2 separate regions of the Homo sapiens genome follow, and region 1 is linked to region 2. The links are chromatin loops, found by intact Hi-C in ENCODE. Cell type or tissue: B cell. All regions are shown on one strand. Links, peaks and the distances in the headings refer to the core of each region. The heading gives the core; the rest is flanking DNA.

Evidence for each region. Peaks named below come from ENCODE experiments on the same cell type or tissue, not always from the same donor. Only the 100,000 strongest peaks of a DNase experiment are listed, where the experiment ranks them.
Region 1: a loop joins it to region 2, with 10 times the contacts of the local background. A loop is called at or near these places in 30 of 110 quality-filtered maps.

The regions. Positions count from the first base shown.
Region 1 is chr12:121,221,155-121,226,526 of GRCh38, reverse strand. P2RX4 (purinergic receptor P2X 4) reads right to left here. Exons shown (of 12, transcript NM_002560.3): 3 at 4,543-4,614; 4 at 4,361-4,433; 5 at 3,484-3,580. Among named protein-coding and RNA genes, the nearest start is that of P2RX4, 14 kb to the right of the region's middle. RefSeq lists an enhancer at 2,630-3,130. In B cell, for the core only: CTCF peaks have their summits at 2,264 and 2,614; DNase peaks (open chromatin) are centred at 2,896 and 3,486; H3K27ac peaks cover 1,416 bases.
Region 2 is chr12:121,107,726-121,113,097 of GRCh38, reverse strand. LOC105370031 (a long non-coding RNA gene) reads left to right here and starts at 4,176. Exons shown (of 4, transcript XR_945458.2): 1 at 4,176-5,372. LOC105370030 (a long non-coding RNA gene) reads right to left here and starts at 1,143. Exons shown (of 3, transcript XR_007063494.1): 1 at 1,044-1,143. In B cell, for the core only: CTCF peaks have their summits at 2,356 and 2,559 (motif pointing right); a DNase peak (open chromatin) is centred at 2,597.

The sequences.
Region 1 (5,372 bases), core at 161-5,160, 110 kb before region 2:
CTGTCACCCGGGCTGGAGCGCAGTGGCATGATCTTGGCTCACTGCAACTTCTATCTCCCGGGTTCAAGCAATTCTCGTGCCTCAGCCTCCTGAGTAGTGGGATTACAGGTGCGCACCACCACGCCTGGCTAATTTTTATATTTTTAGTAGAGAGGGGGTTTCACCATGTTGGCCAGGCTGGTTTTGAACTCCTGGCCTCAAGTGATCCACCCGTCTCTGCCTCCCAAAGTGCTGGGATTATAGGCATGAGCCACTGTGCCTGGCCAATGTTATTTCTTATATCAGTGTGCACTTAAAAATCATTTTACACCGCATTAGATCTGCAACAGTGATGTCCAATAAAAGTATATTGTGAGGCCAGGTGTGGTGGCTCACGCTGTAATCCCAGCACTTTGGGAGGCTAAGGCAGGTGGGTTGCTTGAGCCCAGGAGTTCAAGACCAGCCTGGGCAACATGGTGAGACCCTGTCTCTACAAAAAATAAGTTGGCTGGGCATGGTGGTGCGCCCCTGTGGTCCCAGCTACACAGGAGGATGAGGCGGGAAGATCACTTGAGTCCAGGAGTTCGAAGCTGCAGTGAGCCATGATCGTTATCACTGCACTGGGTGACAGAGCAAGATCCTGTGTCAAAAAAAAAGTATCTTATGAGACACAACTACAAGCCACACTCCAACTTAAAGTTTCCTAATAGCCACACTACAAAGTAAAAGAAACAAGTAAAATTTTATACAGTAACCCAAAATATTACTTCAACATGTAACCAACATACAAAAATCAATGAGATATTATACATTCTTTTTTTCATAATAAATATTCAGGGCCGGGCGTGGTGACTCACGCGTGCAATCCCAGCACTTTGGGAGGCCAAGGCAGGTGGATCACGAGGTCAGGAGATCGAGACCATCCTGGCTAACACAGTGAAACCCCCTCTCTACTAAAAATACAAAAAAATTAGCTGGGTGTGGTGGTGGGCGCCTGTAGTCCCAGCTACTGGGGAGGCTGAGGCAGGAGAATGGCGTGAGCGCAGGAGGCGGAGCTTGCAGTGAACAGAGATGGCGCCACTGCACTCCAGCCTGGGCGACAGAGCGAGACTCCATCTCAAATAAATAAATAAATACAAATAAATAAAAAATAAATAAATAATAAACAGAATCGGGCTGGGTGCAGTGGCTCACACCTATAATCCCAGCACTTTGGGAGGCTGAGGCAGGTGGATAACCTGAGGTCAGGAGTTCGAGACCAGCCTGGCCAACATGGTGAAACCTGCATCTCTACTAAAAATACAAAAATTAGCAAGGTGTGGTGGGGGGTGCCTATAATCCCAGCTACTCAGGAGGCTGAGGCAGGAGAATCACTTGAACCCGGGAGGCAGAGGTTGTGGTGAGCCAAGATCACGCCACTGTACTCCAGCCTGGGCGACAGAGCGAGACTTCGTCTCAAAAAAAAAAAAAAAAAATCCAATTTGATGATAAGTGCACTTCCTATGGACAGCCCATCTCCTTTCGGACCCAGCCATATTTCAATTTTCAATAGCCACGCGTGGCCAGAGTCTCCTGTGTTGGAGAGCACAGCTCTGTGAGATCCTCTCCAGCTCTAAGATGCTAGGATTCCTTTTCTTTTTCTATCTCCTTCCTTTGCCTTAGCAATCTCTAAATCTGCAGTTCTCAGCCTTTCCTTCTGTCTCAACACACCCAGGATGAGGTTCAGTGGCTTCCTGCTCCCCGGGGCTCATGGAGACCTCGGTCTGAGCTCTCGGTGAGAAAGGCCCTAGGCTGCACGCACTTCTCAGAGCGCTGCCCGGACTCCACCCCATGAAGCACAGCCAATTACAACCACGAAGAATGTTATTCTAGAGCAACCTTGAACCTGGCTAGTTTAGTTGATTTTTAAATTTTTATTTATTTATTTTTTTAAATTTTTATTTTTTGAGACAGAGTCTCTCTCTGTCGCCCAAGCTAGAGTGCAGAAGAGCGATCTCAGCTCACTGCAACCTCCACTTCCCGGGTTCAAGCAATTCTCCTACCTCAGCCTCCCAAGTAGCTGGGATTACAGACAAGCGCCACCCTAACCCTAATTTTTGTATTTTTAGTGGAGACGGGGTTTCTCCATGTTGGCCAGGCTGGTCTTGAACTCCTGGCCTCAGATGATCCGACTGCCTCAGCCTCCCAAAGTGTTAGGATTACAGCATGAGCCACCGCGCCAGGATGAACCTGTCTAGTTTAGTTTAAAATACACTGTAGCAAACATCCGTTGTTTTCTTCCCAGCATCTGCTCCCAGCTTTTCTGGTAACAGAACCCCAAATGTCCTTTGGAAGCCATATCTCCCCAATGCTTGCCTATGTCACTTGGGTGGGTCTGACTCTAGCCCCAGCTGCAGAGGTGGGCATGTGACCCAGGCCCAAGCTGATAAGCAAAACCCATTCCCCAGCCACAGAGATGGGTTGAGAGATATGGCCATTGATACGATGATGGACAGGTCTAGAATCTCCAGGGACAGCTGGAAAGGGAGACTCAGACTTGGGGGGCTGTAAGTGCAGCGCTGCCTCCCGGGCTATGCTGTGGGTCCTGCGAGTGAAGCTGGCACGGCGGGATGCAGAGCCAGGAAGGGAGACTAGGGTGTTGTCCTTTGTCTCTCACTCTGTCGCCCAGGCAGGAGTGCAGTGGCCTCTGTCGCCCAGGAGGGAGTGCAGTGGCACCATCTCAGCTCAGCAACCTCCTCCTCCCAGGTTCAAGAGATTCTTCTGCCTCAGCCTGGCACGAGATTCTCCTGGCCACGCTGGATCTTTTTGGTCAGCCGGACAATACACTGCCCCCCCGCTGTGCACGCATGTGTATGTGTGTATGTGTTTGTGCACATGTGCTTAAGGCACTGAGAACTGTTTCCTGTCAGTTATTTGCAACTGACAGAGTCCTAACATACAAGGAAGTCAGTCACCTGCACCCTTCTCGTGAGTGACAGACTACTTGTGGCCCATCTTGCCACTGATGGTCGCTGCCTTGTGGTTGAGAGCAGCCATCCTAGGGCAGCCTGACTTCATACAGACACCAGAAACACACAAAAAGCCACAACACACAGGTGTAACTCCTTGACCACCTCTGTTCAAGGCTGACACGCAGAGTTGAAGGTGCTTCCGGCTGGGTGTGGTGGCTTCTGGCTGGGTGTGGTGGCTCCCGCCTGTAATCCTAGCACTTTGGGAGGCCAAGGCAGGTGGATCACTTGAGGTCAGGAGTTGGAGACCAGCGTGGCCAACATGGCAAAACCCCGTCTCTACTAAAAATACAAAAAATTAGTTGGGCGTGGTGGTGGGTGCCTATAATCTCAGCTACTCGGGAGGCTGAGGCACAGAAAATCACTTGAACACGGGAGGTGGAGGTTGTGGTGAGCCAAGATCGCACCACTGCACTCCAACCTGGGATACAGAGTGAAACTGTGTCTAAAACAAAACAAAACAAAAAGGCACTTCCTTCCCTAGGGCTGGACTCACTGTGGCACGTGTGTGTCATCCTCCACCGGGCACCAGGCCGCCACCTCACACGTCTTGACAGACCCGTTGAAAGCTACGCACCTGCCTGTTGAGACTCCTACAAGCACAAGGGTGGCAGGGGGGTCCCATGTCCACAGGGGTCTCCTATTTTCTACCTTTTTGGAGTAGGGAGTGAGAGCCCCATCCAGCCTCCCATGCAGCCAGTCTTGAGCTGTGCAAATCTGGGATTTAGACAGTGTCACTGTCCAGGAGTTAGAATCGGAGGAAGACAGTTACCTGTGTGCCAGCCACATCTCAGCCAGGGTGATGCCAAGCTAAAGAATGGGACAAGAGGCCAGGCACAGTGGGTCATGCCTGTAATCCTAGCACTTTGGGAGGCTGAGGCGGGTGGATCACCTGAGGTCAGGAGTTCGAGACCAGCCTGGCCAACATGGTAAAACCCATCTCTACCAAAAGTACAAAAATTAGCTGGGCGTGGTGGTGCATGCCTGTAATCCCAGCTACTCGGGAGGCTGAGGCAGGAGAATTGTTTGAAACTGGGAGGTGGAGGTTGCAGTGAGCCGAGATCATGCCATTGCACTCCAGTTTGGGTGACAGAGCGAGACTCTGGCTCAAAAAAACAAAAAAACAAAACAAAAAAAAAAACAAGAAAAAACAACAACAACAACAAAAAAAAAAACAGTAGGGCAAGAGCTGGGATGGCTTGTGGGGCTCCAATGACAGCAGTGAATGTAGAGGGGCTCCAGGACCCCAGCCTCGGCACCTGGCTCACCCAGGGTCATGTGAAGGAATTGGGAAGATTTCTCTATCAGAGACGCTCCACAGTGGGGGCGATCTGCTCAGGGGCCGCCCTCCCCAGGAGGCCACAAGCTCGTACCGTTGCTGTGGGTGCCGGCAGAGCCGGCAGTACAGCTGGCATCTGATTTACACACAGTGGTCGCATCTGGAATCTGGAAAAAGAAGGAGCGAAAAGAAAGTCCACGTGGCCCGGCCCCACACACAGGTGGACAGGCGTGGAGAGGGGTGTGGGGCCTGGGGCTCTTCCCGGGGGCCTCCTACCTCGGGGCACAGGCCCTGTGTCTGGTTCATGGTGAGGATCACGTTGGTCATGACGAAGAGGGAGTTTTCCTCCTGCAGAGGGGAGACAGCACGGGCAAGCCACGCTCAGAGGACTCACGGAGAGCCAAGAAAGGCAGACGCTGACTGAAGAGGACAACTCAAACACTGACCGCGTGCTCTCCCGCTCTCTCCCATCAAAGTTTATAACCCAATGGAAAACAGTGACTCAAACAAGTCCTTGTACATAAATATTCAGAGCAACACTTTTCACAAGAGCCAAAAGGTGGAAACAGGTCGGGCGCGGTGGCTCAAGCCTGTAATCCCAGCACTTTGGGAGGCTGAGGCGGGCGGATCACGAGGTCAGGAGTTCAAGACCAGCCTGGTCAACACAGTGAAACCCCCGTCTCTACTAAAAATACAAAAATTAGCCGGGTGTGATGGCGGGCACCTGTAGTCCCAGCTACTTGGGAGGCTGAGGCAGGAGAATTGCTTGAACCCGGGAGTCGGAGGTTGCAGCGAGCCGACATCGCGCCACTGCACTCCAGCCTGGATGACACGAGACTCTGTCTCAAAAAAAAAAAAAAAATGGTGGAAACAGCCCAAATGTCTGTCCTAGTCTAGTCACATGATGGAATGTGATTCAGCCATGAATAAAAAGGAATGAAGGGTCCAGGCATGGTGGCTCACACCTGTAATTCCAGCACTTTGGGAGGCTGAGGCAGGAGGATCACCTGAGGTCAAGAATTCCAGATTAGCCTGGCCAACATGGTGAAACTTTGTACTAAAAACACACACACACACACACACACACACACACAAACACACACAGA
Region 2 (5,372 bases), core at 72-5,071:
AGTATCTGTTTGAGGCCAGGCATGGTGGCTCACGCCAGCAGTCCTAGCACTTTGGGAGGCCGAGGCGGGTGGATCACTCGAGATCAGGAGTTCGAGACCAGCCTGGCCAACACGGTGAAACCCCATCTCTACTAAAAATAAAAAATAAAAATAAAAATGGTATCTGCTTGAGTCCCCATTTTCAATTCTTTGGGGTAAAAACCTAAAAGTGGAACTGCTGGGTATATGGTAATTCTATGTTTAACTTTTTTAGGAATGGCCAGTTTCCCACAGCAGCAGCACCATTTTACACTCCTATCAGTAATATACAAAGCTTCCAATTTCTTCATCTCCTCACCAATACTTGTTATTTTCCATTTTTAAAATAACAGTCATCCTAGTGATAGGAAGTCGTGTGTCCTGTGGTTTTGATCTGTGTTTCCCTAATACATATCATTACGTGGTGAGCATCTTTTCATGTGCCCATTGGCCGTGTATATATATCTTCTTAGATAGTCCTTTGCTCACTTTTGACGTTGGTCATTTGTCTTTTTGTTACTGAGTTAAAAGCATGGAGCTAACTTATTTTTATTTATTTTTATTTTTTTATGTTTTTTGAGACAGAGTCTCATTCTGTCGCCCAGGCTGGAGTGCAGTGGCGCAATCTCGGCTCACTGCAACCTCCGCCTCCCAGGTTCAAGTGATTCTCCTGCCTCAGCCTCTCAAAGTGCTAGGATTACAGGTGTGAGCCATGACGCCCAGCCTGAACTTTTAAATAGGGTGATCAGAAAAGACCTCCCTAAGATGATGACTTTTTTTTTTTTTTTTTTTTTAAGATGGAGTCTCACACTGTTGCCCAGGCTGGAGTGCAGTGGCGCGATCTCGGCTCACTGCAAGCTCCGCCTTCCGGGTTCACGCCATTCTCCTGCCTCAGCTTCCTGAGTAGCTGGGACTACAGGTGCCTGCCACCATGCCCAGCTAATTTTTTGTATTTTTAGTAGAAACTGGGTTTCACCATGTTAGCCAGGATGGTCTACGATCTCCCGACCTCGTGATCCACCCACCTTGGCCTACCCAAAGTGCTGAGATTACAGGGTGAGCCACCGCGCCCGGCCAGATGATGACTTTTAAGTGAAGACCTTAAGAAGGTGATGGGGGATGCCAAGGTGATATCTGAGAAGAGCATTCCAGGCAGAGAGGATGTCACATGCAAAGGCCCTGAGGTAAGTCACTTTCATTTGTCTGCAACTCGGTTTTCCTGTCTGCAAATGGGGAGGAATAAAACCATGAAGCATCACGTCAAATGCTGGCAAATTATCAACACCTGGGTTCCCCACAACTCTTGCTCTTAAGCAAGATACTTAATGTCTCAGAGCTTCCATTTGCTCACCTGTAAAATGGTGATAATAATAATTGTACCGACCTCACAGTGTTATCAGATTAAAAGAAATATGATTTGCCAGGGCTTGGCACACAGTAGTGTTCAGAAATGCAGGGTTTGAACCCAGACCAGGAGGACTTCCAGTCCTGAGGGGCGATCACAGCTCACTGCAGCCTTGACCTCCCAGGCTCAGGTGATCCTCCCACCTCAGCCTCTCAAGTAGCTGGGACTACAGGCATGTGCCACCATGCCCAGCTAATTTTTGTATGTTTTGTAGAGATGGGTTTCACCATGTTGCCTAGGCTGGTCTCAAACTCTTAGGCTCAAGTGATGTGCCTGCCTTGGCCTCCCAAAGTGCTAGGATTACAGGTGTGAGCCACTGTGCCTGGCTCCCCTCCCTCCCTCCCTCCCTTCCTTCCTTCCCTTCTTTTTTTTGAGTTAGAGTCTCACTCTGTCCCCCAGGCTGGAGTGCAGTGGCACAATCATGGCTTACTACAGCCTTGAACTCCTGGGTTCAAGCCATCCTCCTGCCTCAGTCTCCCAAGTTGGGATTACGGGCACGAGCCACTGCACCTGGCTCAGTTCCCCTCATTTCTATGGGAGAGTCTGAAGGGTTTCATAGTGTGGGGGCCTGTGGTCCATCCTGACTGCTACCCTGTACACACACATGTGTCTGCCCAACAAATACCATTCGGGGAAATAACAAAACACAAGATCTATCTTTTTCAACACAAGTTACCATGGTGTTTTGCTTTGTCTTGTTTTTTGGTGGCAAATAGATTGTGGGCCTTGGGGTCTCAAGTGAGTGTTCAGATCCCAGCTTCCGTGCTTTACTGGTTGTTGGACCTCCGGCAGCACCCAAGAGGACTTTGGGCCTTATGGGGCCACACAGATGGTTATCCTGGTATGAAGAAAAGGACAAGAAACCCGAGCAGTTTGGGTGGCAAGGGAAGAACAGGAGAGAGAAATTCCAATCAGCCTATTTAAAATGCCGTGCAGAGCCTAGTGAGAGTGAAACGACAATCCACTAGTTTCCAGCCCTTATTTTTCTCCCTCTAGAAAGAACTAGGAATTAGGAATCTCAGATTCGAGCCATCACTTTGTCCAAAGCTAACTCTGTGCCCTTGAGCAAATCCCTTCCACTCTCTGCCTCAGTTTCCCAGGAATCCCTTTGTAAAGACCTTTTCCTCTCTGTAACCATGGTGGTGCTGCTACTGACCAGCAGAGGGCAGTGTTGCACCAACATTCTCTATGGCTCTGCATTGCTTTTGCCTGACCTTGGACGGGAACATTGAAATCATTAATTAGTGGTCAGTGTCATCATCTTTTTCAAAAGGCCTTATTTTATCCTCAGTGCATAGTCAGAACAAGGTCTTGCCACAGTGTACAGATGAGGAAGCAGAGCCTCAGAAACATAAGAAACTTAATTACTGGTAATTTTGGTCACACCACGTCCTAAATTTAGACTCTCAGAATGGTATGAACCCATTGCTGTGTGTCTGAGCAGCAAAGCATTGATAATCCATTACCTGCTTTATGCATCATGAAGCACTTTCTGATCCTCAATATCAGACAATTCTCATCTTATTCTCCTCCAGTTTGTAAATGAGCAAACTGTGGCTTCTAGAGGCTATATCATTTGACTTACAGCTTTTTTTTTTTTAGAGAGGCCCAGGCTGGCCTCGAACTCCTGGCTTCAGGTGATCCTCCCACCTCAGCCTCCCAAGTAGCTGGGATTACAGGTGTGAGCCATTGCACCTGGCACCAGCATATTCACAATCAGTTCCATCTTAGAGACTGTTTGGTGGACTCCCAAAAATATTAGTTTAAAAATGACAGAGCCTGGCGTTTTGCAATTTTTATGTGATGAAATGTACTGAGTTCTCATATAAATATTGCTCCTTGTTTTGCAAAAGGAATTAGGCCCCTTTCCCTGTCTCAGCAGCTGCACCGGTTATTAGCAATCCCCTAGGGAACTGGAATAGCTTTAGATCAACAGTGGTTCTCAAAAGGGACTATCAAATGACACACCTGTCCCCAGCTCCAGATTCCGATATCCACACCCCAAACATCCAATCACTGTTTCTCATAGTCTTTTGATGTTTTTTGTTTTTGTTGTTTTTGGTTTTTGGTATTTTTTTGAGACAAAGTCTCGCTCCGTCGCCTGGGCTGGAGTACAGTGGTGCCATCTCGGCTCACTGCAACCTCCACCTCCCAGGTTCAAGCTATCCTCCTGCCTCAACTTCCCACCATGCCTAGATAACTTTTGTAATTTTAATAGAGATAGGGTTTCACCATGTAGGCCAGTCTGGTCTCAAAGTCTTTTTTTTTTTTTTTTTTTTTTTTTTTTTTGTCAGAGTCTCGCTTTGTTTACCGAGCCAGAGTGCAGTGGTATGATCTCGGCTCACTGCAACCTCCACCTACCAGGTTCAAGCAATTCTCTGGCCTCAGCCTCCTGAGTAGCTGGGATAACAGGTGCACACCACCTTGCCTGGCTAATTTTCGTATTTTTAATATAGTTGGGGTTTTACCATGTTGGCTAGGCTGGTCTCGAACTCCTGACCTCAAGTGATCCACCCACCTCACCCTCCCAAAGTGCTGGGATTACAGGCGTGAGCCACCAGGCCCAGCCTAATTTTTTGTATTTTTAGTAGAGACAGGGTTTTGCCATGTTGGCCAGGCTGGTCTCAGACTCTTATCCTCAAGTGATCCAGCTGCCTCAGCCTCCCAAAGTGTGGGGATTACAGGTGTGAGCCACCGCACCCGGCCTTCTGCTTGATCAATTCTGCTATTAAGACTCTGATGCATTCTTCAGTATGTCAATTTCATTTTCAACTCTAGAATTTCCTCTTGATTCTTTTTAATTATTTCTATTTCCTTGTTACATTCATCTGATAGGAAATCTGAATTCCTTCTCTGTGTCATCTTGAATTGCTTTGAGTTTCCTCAATACAGCTCTTTCAAATTGTCTGCCTGAAAGGTTGCCTATTTTTGTTTCTCCGTGATTGGTCCCTGGTGCCTTATTCAGTTTGGTGAGGTCATGTTTTCCTGCGTGGTGTTGATGCTTATGGATATTCATCAGTGTCTGAGCAGTGAAGAGTTAGGCATTTATTGTAGTCTTCACAGTCTGGGCTTATTTGTGCCTGTGATTCTTGGGAAGGCTTTTCAGGTATTCAAAGGGACTTGAACCCCGAACCCAATAAAACTGTAGTTCTGCGGACTCGTAAAGGTACCACCTTAGTGGTCTTGGAGAAGATCCAGAAGAATTCTCTGCATTACCAGGCAGAGATTCTTGTTCTTTTCCCTTGCTTTCTTCCAAACAAATGGAGTCTCTCTCTCTCTCTCTCCAAGCTAGGCCTCTTGGAACTGGGGGTGGAAGGACACAAGAACCCCTGTGGCCATCACCACTGGGACTGCACTGGTTCAGACCTGAAGCAGCCCAGCACTGGGTCTCACCTAAGGTCTGCTAGAACTGCTACCTGGCCATCACCTGAATTCACTCAAGGGCCTGGGACTCTACAATCAGCAGGTGGCAAAACCAGCCAGGGTGTTGTCCCTCCCTTCAGGGCAGTGAGTTCCCTGGGAAGGTCCAGAGATGCTGTCTGGGAGCCAGGGATTGATAAACCTTAGAATTCTATTCTAAGATAGAATAGAATTCTATAGATGTATCATTCCACTGCAGGTAAGCTGGCACTCAAACCACAAGACAAAGTCCTTCCCACTCTTCACTCCCCTTTCCTCAGTCAGAGGAACCTCTCCTTGTGGCCACCACTTCCACCAGCCTGCAAGGAGTTCTCCCAGGCCACTGCTGATGTTCACAAAAACCCCGAGGGCTCTTCAGGCAGCCTGCGATGAATGCTATCAGGCCTGTGACTCATCCTTCAGGCAGTGGGCTCCCCTTGGCCCAGGGCAGGTCCGCAAATGCTGACCAACAGCCTAGGCCTGTACTCAGGGACCCCAAGAGCCTGCTTGGTGCTCTACCCCACTGTGGCTGAGCTGGTACCTAAGGGGC